Linked DNA regions of Homo sapiens: region 2 is linked to region 1. Evidence: chromatin contacts called from ENCODE Hi-C data. All regions are on one chromosome and are shown on one strand. The core of a region is the stretch at or near the end of the contact, and the rest is flanking DNA. Distances in the headings are between cores, read along the strand shown.

Region 1 (4,072 bases), core at 1,042-3,541:
TTCCCTTAGCTATATAGTACATAAAATTACACCCTTGATAATCATACAAGAAAAAAAAACTTCCTGCCTGTATGATACTTGTAGAGGTACAGAAGGCTCTACTATGGATTTCAGAGGAACCTTATGTCAGTGATGATTAAAAAATTAAAAAAAAAAAAAATGGCCGGGTGCGGTGGCTCACACCTGTAATCCTAGCACTTTGGGAGGCTGAGGCAGGCGGATTGCCTGAGCTCAGGAGTTTGAGACCAGCCTGGGTAACATGGTGAAACCCCATCTCTACTAAAATACAAAAAATTAGCCAGGCATGGTGGCCTGCGCCTGTAGTCCCAGCTACTCGGGAATCTGAGGCAGGAGAATCACTTGAACCCAGGAGGCGGAGGTTGCAGTGAGCTGAGATCACGCCACTGCGCTCCAGCCTGGGCAACAGAGCGAGATGCTGTCTCCAAAAAAAAAAAAAAATCATTGTTTTAACATGGATGTGAGCATGGCCTCAACCTCAACTCTGCCTCCCAAAACAATTCTAAAAAGAACTTTTCCGTAAGTCGGTGTGAGCACATCTAAGTAAAGGCTAATTAATAAATTAAATCTATGGTAAATTGTCTCTGCACAATGAGAAAGACTTTGTCTTTAGCACCTGTTCAGGATGGCTCTATAATCATGCATCTGTATTCAGGGACAAATATGCTTTGGGTAGAAAAATTCCAAATACACTGCTCTCTTCCTCACTCCAAGTCTGTAGGAACATTTCTTCCCCCTCAAACACAGGCCTCTCATCGGCTTTGTTTGATTCAATCAATGTAGGCCTGTCCCCGGCATTTCAAAGAAAAAAAAAAAAAAAACTCAAGGAATTGGGGTTAGTATTGCCCAGGCAACCACTTTAATGTTGCTAGTCAGAATATCCCAGGGCTACAGGTTCATTTTTGTTATCTCCATTTTTATTAGGTGTTAGATTTGCTTCCTTTCCAGCAAGAATGAGGCTGGCTTTGTTCTCTTCAATTGCAGAAAGAAATCATCAGAAGAAATATCTTGCATTTTGCTTTGCTTGAAGAGGAGTTATTAACTTGAAATAACACAATACGAGTCTCAAGGAAAATAATTTAAAAGGGCTATTACAATCTTAAATGAAGTGATTTAATTAAAAAAATTCTAACCACATAAAAATTTTCGCTAGAGCACATCAAGATGGCTAAAGCACTTATCTCTAGGTCTGTTTAAATAGCTCTAAAAGCAATTTCTTAAATTAATTATATGAGGAAAAATGTTTTGCCTTTTTGGGAAGAAGAGCTATTTAACCAAAGTCCTTTCCTGATGAAGAAACTGCAGCTATTAAAAAAGTGGGGTTTGTTTCCTTTCTCTTTTTTGGCTATGCTTTTTCAAAAACCTCCTCTGGCTCTGACCAATTATGCTATAAGATCCATCTGAAGAGTCAGACGGAAAAGCAGTTTCATGACTTTGGAAAGCTCACATTCAAAATTGAAAGTTTCAGTTCAGTATTATTCCCCCCCTCTCAATATCTATTTATATACAAGAAGCTAGGTGAAATCAATTTCAGGGAGACTTTTCAACTCTGAATATAAATCCTTTTATGACTCTGCAATACGGTCAATCAAACTTGGGATAGGAAGGAGAACAAAAAGGCAGTTTCCTTTTTTATTTTTAATAAATACACTAACGTTGAAGAGTCATTTTGTATCTTTGGGGGTTTCCCTATCAGGCAAAATTAAATGAAACGAACTCTTCCTTTGATTTATAGACAGCAAACGAGAAAGACATCGCATATGCAGTAAAATACTCTGGAACAAATTGGGACAACCGGGTGCCAAAGCCAAAGAACCGCAGATCACAGAAATCCTGGGTGAATTCTGAAAAATAAACACTCCTTTAAATATTACTTACAAAGGTTTATTAAATGGATTTGTTCTTAAATATCACCTCTGCATAATCAGTAAGTGAGTATTAAGTGAAAAGGTGAGAGAAATAGATGGTATTAGGAGCAACTGGAAACCTCCAGTTTTTCTTGCATGCCTGTCCATTCATATTCTGGTTAATCTATTCTTTGATATTTAACATAATGGAACCAAAAAGTAGGAGAGAAAAAAGCCTGCAGATTTTAGGTATTTCAGAAATCATACATGATATCTGAGGTTTATTCAAGAACCAGTGTTTCAGAAAAAGCGAGAAAGAGAAAAAGCACTTTGTAAAATGCATTTAGGAAGTTTCTCTTTAACAGTCATGCTCTAACCAGAGAGTTCTTATTAAAATAATTTACCCAAAGTGAACAGATGTTGGCTGGGCGTGGTGGCTCATGCCTGTAATCGCAGTACTTTGGAAAGCCGAGGCAGGCGGATCACTTGAGCTCAGCTTGGGAAACATGATAGACCCATCTCTACAAAAAATACAAAAATTAGCCAGGTATGGTGATATGCACCTGTAATCCCAGCTACTTGGGAGGCTGAGGTGTGAGGACCGCTTGAGCCTGGCAGGCAAAGGTTGCAGTGAGCTGAGATTACACCACTGCATTCCAGCCTGGGTACAGAGCAAGACTTTGTCTCAAAATAAAATAAAACAAAACAAAAGTGAAGAGTTGATCAATCCCAGGATGAAACAGTAGAAGGAACAGGGAAATGAGACTAAAGATATTGTGGCAGAAACAAAGATTTTTAATTTATGTTTTGGGAAGAAGTCAGGAATGCTTTTTAAAGCTCCATCTCAATGTCAAAGAAATAAATCCATTCCTAAAATTTGTCCTGCTCTGCTTTAGTTGCTAAAATTCACAAAGAAAATGAGTAATGGTGCTGGTGATAGGTAATGCTTCTTTAGCACTTACCATGTACCAGGAGGCACTGTGCTGATCTATTCAACTGAAATATCTCATGTTAACCCTCACCAGAGCTTTCTGGGATAAATGCTCTCATTATTCCCATTTTAAAAACCAGGCAATCTAGGCACAGAATGGTTAAGGACCTTGCCAAAGTCACATGGCACATGACAGAGAAATGAATACACACCCAGACACTCTAAACAGATAGAGAAACGGAAAGGAAGCTCCACTGGGACCCCCTAATTAAGTGTGAGGGGCTACAACATAGAAATGAATCATGAAGATTTAGTTATTTCACAAAATATACAGAGTATAAAGACCCAAACATGAAATACCAATATAGAACATGTTTGAACTGATACAAAGTGACCTTTGACCTGGGTTTCTCCTGGACAATTCTAATTTCATAGAATCTGTCTCAAGAACACTACTAGGTACTTAAATGCCCAACCCTGTGTCCCACAAGAAACACAGTATGTTTTTGACTGTCCTTTTAAGAGATTTCACACTGTAAAAACCCTCTAGTGGCACTAAAAATACTATAATAAAAGTGATCATTCCTGAAAATTATTACAAGGCTTGTAAAGAGAATTCTAACACTACAGCCTACACAGGAAGGCATTATGCTAACACCAACTAACTGCTGCGAAAACAATTCACTTTCTTTTAAACAGAAAAAGGGAATGTTCCACGCAGGCATATGTTCACATTTTAACTGAGCAGTGGGGATAAGAAGCACCCTTCCAAATTGTGCTGTCCGACACTGTCGCCCCTAGCTAATGCAAGATTTATTTATTTATTTATTTATTTATTTATTTATTTATTTATTTATTTATTTTGAGACGGAGTCTCGCTCTGTCACCCACGCTGGAGTGCAGTGGAGTGATCTTGGCTCACTGCAAGCTCCGCCTCTCGGGTTCATGCCATTCTCCTGCCTCAGCCTCCCGAGTAGCTGGGACTACAGGTGCTCGCCATCATGCGCGGCTAATTTTTTGTATTTTTAGTAGAGACGGGGTTTCACCGTGTTAGTGCAAGCTCCGCCTCCCGGGTTCATGCCATTCCCCTGCCTCAGCCTCCCGAGTAGCTGGGACTACAGGTGCTCGCCACCATGCCCAGCTAATTTTTTGTATTTTTAGTAGAGACAGGGTTTCACCGTGTTAGCCAGGATGGTCTCAATCTCCTGACCTCGTGATCCGCCCACCTCGGCCTCCCATAGTGCTGGGATTACAGGCATGAGCCACTGCGCCCGGC
Region 2 (3,984 bases), core at 72-2,571, 190 kb before region 1:
ATTTTATTACATCTATAGACTGTCACAATACATCTGATACCTTTCTATAAATATATATCAACCCTGAAAAGAGATAAGACATTTTCATCCCCCTTATCTCCAGTATCTCTAGAAAATATATTTAAACTTTTAAAACAGAAGTAAAAACTGAAATGAAAAAAAAATCAAACCAGTGTTTTTGTCTTCTTAAAAGCATAGTATCACACTATAAAAGCTTTTGTTTTAGGGAGAATCCCAAATAGCATCCTATAATTTAAATGCTCATAAACTTCAGCAACATGTTCCAGAAAATACTGGCCCCATCCATGAAATCTGAATAAATACCCTCCTCATGCAGTCTGACAATTGCTATGACTTTTTCTTTCAGTAAATTCAAGCAATTTCATTTTTCAAGTAGAAAGTAGGGGATTAAAAAAATGGACTCAGGCAAAATAAGTCTGGTTTGGAAAATGTGATAGGGTTTCATTCCAATTCACTTAAGCTAGAAAACTGTCACATTCTAAGGTCTGTGTGGTTAACAAATATGGGGTCGCATTATTCTGCAGGAGAGACTAGGCATGCTGTATTTCACACTTACAAGGTTTCTTGGGCATGTTCCCAACTCATAAGAAGGAGAAAGAAACAAGGTATGAGCAACCAGAGGGAGCTTGAAGGCCACTCAACTCTCGGCTTCATCCTCCCTCTGACAGACAACATGACTGTGTGTGAGTCTCCTAACCTCCGGCCTCATACCCCTTATAGCAGAAGAGAAATAGTGCATAATCCATCATCAGGCTAATTTATCTTCTACCACAACTTTACAAAAAACTCTCATTCAGATTCAGCTAGGTGACCGGTACAGGAAAATCACCTGAGTTACAGATGGCTTTCTGACCACCGCCAACCACCTTCCTGCCCCATCCCTCTTTGAACGCACGTATACCTCACCTGGAAAGGGGGGAAAATGTCCACCTTTACCAATCAAACAATGATGAAATCTTTACAGAGGAACTGTATCTTCAGCTTCTATTCAACATCAAATGACTGCTGCATAAAGAAGATAATCCTATTCATAAAGCATAGAAATGACACAACTTTCAAGGAGGCCTCAATTTTATAAAGCAGCAACATCCTGTAGTGAGCTTTTAACCCTTGCAGACAAACCACACCAAACATAGCTCCAGGGTTATTCTGTCCTGGTTCTACTTAAAAGGGATCATTTTGCAGACTCACACGGTTAGCAGCAAACCACAGCCCAAATGAAATCATGCACTTCTCAAAACTCAGCCAGCAAGTCCGCATAAATGGGATAGAGGCTTCTGGCCCACACTCATGGCCAAGTTCATCCTGTTTCCATAGTACAGGATATAACAATTCTCAAAACAGCCAAGTGGGAGAGCTGCCCAACTGGCAGGGACCATCTCCAATAGGCCTCTCTCCACAGTTAACTCAAAACAGCACACCAGTTAATGAAATTCAAGGGACATTTGAGAGCTCGGCCTCCAAATGTCACACAAAGAAGACTGCAAGCACAGAGCTGTTGTCCAAGACCTGAAGATATACCATGAAACCAACCACATTTCCATTTAGCCAGGGATTTATTTCCCAGGGAAGCCCTCAGTGTTTTGTGGAGAATATATAGCTGGGAGGAAAAAAAAGTTCTTTATGCTTAGTAAGCTAATGTGCCTACCGATGGAAAAGATCAAATGAACAGAACAAAAATAGAAGCGGATTCTGAAATGGAATTTGGTTGCTTAACTCTGGAGTTTCCTGAATTCAGAAATAGAATCCAGACACTTGACAGTCATATGTACTCATGCAGTTGCACATCATGAACGATGGCAAATGATTTTCAAAATAAAGACAAGAAATGTCCTGTCATCTGCATGCACTACATTACAGGTAGAAAAGGACAACATGTACAGATTTTTTTTTTCTTCCCCCCGAACTGTTTTTTTCGTTTTTGTTTTAATTTCAACCTCCTAACACTATGAACACTGTCAGAACTTGCTGGAGGCAAAAAGGAGTAAAGAGGATCCTCTAAATAATTATGGTCCACTATGAACACTAAACACCATAAAATGTACTAAGATGTGGATTAAATCTGAGATATCACTACAAACTGGAATTATAATGGCATTTATATGAATGGGAGTCAAGGCTGGGCTACCATATTAATCTGTTCTTGCACTGATATAAAAAAATACCTTATGATGTTAGTGGAAGGAAGGAAGGAAGGAAGGAAGGAGGGAGGGAGGGAGGGAGGGAGGGAGGGAAGGGGAAGAAAGGAGGACTGAGACTGAGTAATTTATGAAGAAAAGAGGTTTAATTGGCTCACAGTTCTGCAGCCTGTACAGGATGCATGGTATTGCAACCTACTTGGCTTCTGGGAAGGCCTCAGTAAACTTACAATCATGGAGGAAGGTGAAGGAGAGGCACACGTATCACATGGCTGGAGTAGGAGCAAGAGAGAGGAGGGGGAGGTGCTACACACTTTTAGACAACTGGATCTCACTGTCACAAGAACAGCACCAAGGGGATGGTGCTAAACCATTCATGAAAAGCCACCCCCATGAACCAATCACCTCTCACCAGGACCCAACTCCAACACTGGGTACTACAACTGAACATGAGATCTGGGGGGAGACACAGATCCGAACCATATCAGCTACCAACCACTCAAGCTACTCTTTCTCCAAGTTTATTTCCATGGATTTCCTTAAAATAGCCCTCCATTACCTCTCCAGATCAGCATGTCTAAAACTTTACTGTGTCTGTGAATGACCTGCAGATCTTGCTAAAATGCGGTTTCTATTCTGATATAGTAGTTACAGGAAGGGTCTGAGGTTCTGCCATTCTAACAAGCTGGCAGGTGACGCTGGTGCTGCTGGTCAGAGAACCAGGCTAGGAATAGCCAGGAGCTCGAGTTCCTATGGAAACACTGCTGGTTACCTCATCAACAGGGATTTTGTTGGAACAGTAATGTATTCATCCCAAGGAATAAGTCATGCTCGGGACAAGCCAGTTATAAGAATCCTAATCCCCTCTGGTGAACACTGGCGTATAGGTTGGCAGGTGCTGCAACTTTGACCAATGATGATTTTTTTTTTTTTTAAAGATAGAGTCTCATTCTGTCACCCAGGCTGGAAGGCAGTGGCACAGTCTTGGCTCACTGCAACCTCCGCCTCCCAGGTTCATGAAATTCTCCTGCCTCAGCCTCCTGAGTAGCTGGGATTACAGGCACACGCCACCAGGCCCGGCTAATTTTTGCATTTTTGTAGAGATGAGGTTTCACCATGTTGGCCAGGCTGGTCTCGAACTCCTCACCTCAGGTGATCTGCCCATCTCAGCCTCCCAAAGTGCTGGCATTACAAGTGTGAGCCACTGCACCCAGCCCTGACCAGTGATTTTTAAGGAGAAGTTTGCTGGGCTTCCGGTGATGAAGAAGTTGTTTTTCATTTTCCCTCAGCTCCTGCTTTGGACTCTGCAATGTAAGGCCAGGCTCCATGAGGCTAGTGGAACCATTTTGGACCCACAAGGTGACAAGGATCAGGACAAAGGAACACACACAGAGGACAACAGAGAAAAAGCAGAAAAAGCACCAAGGTGATGGGTCAGCAGAATGCGGCCAATGGGCCAAATGCAGACTGCCATCTGTTTTTATAAATAAAGTTTTACTGAAAGAAGCCATGTCCATTTGTGTACTATTTATGATTCTGTCTTAAGTCACCTTGAGCCGCTATGACAAAATACCACAAACTAGGTGGCTTAACTAATAGAAATTTATTTCTCACAGTTCTGGAGGCTAGGAAGTCCAAAATCAGGGGACCAGTGTGTTCTGTGGGGTTCTTACAAAGATTTCAATATAACCTTCCTGGCTTGCAGATATCATCTCTCTTCTGACTCTTTAGACAAAGGCAATAATCCCATTTATGAGAGCTCCACGCTTATGACCTAATTACTTCCCAAATGCCCCACCTCCAAATACCATCACACTGGGGAGCA

Evidence for each region. Hi-C counts contacts between places; a loop is a spot of excess contacts on that map. Pooled maps may share reads with other maps.
Region 2: a loop to region 1 is called in a pooled map of heart right ventricle, with 2.1 times the contacts of the local background. The contact joins two enhancer-like sites. A Hi-C loop is called at or near these places in 1 of 168 maps with a recorded cell type or tissue (Right ventricle myocardium inferior) and 5 of 50 pooled maps.

Annotation. Positions count from the first base shown.
Region 1 is chr3:61,732,297-61,736,368 of GRCh38, reverse strand. The region is part of intron 1 of PTPRG (protein tyrosine phosphatase receptor type G); the gene reads right to left. Among named protein-coding and RNA genes, the nearest start is that of PTPRG, 170 kb to the right of the region's middle. Within about 2 kb of position 2,291, at least 3 of the 41 ENCODE cell types and tissues checked have a DNase peak (open chromatin) inside an H3K27ac peak, as active enhancers do.
Region 2 is chr3:61,924,853-61,928,836 of GRCh38, reverse strand. All of the region lies in intron 2 of PTPRG (protein tyrosine phosphatase receptor type G), which reads right to left. Among named protein-coding and RNA genes, the nearest start is that of PTPRG, 370 kb to the right of the region's middle. Within about 2 kb of position 1,321, at least 17 of the 41 ENCODE cell types and tissues checked have a DNase peak (open chromatin) inside an H3K27ac peak, as active enhancers do.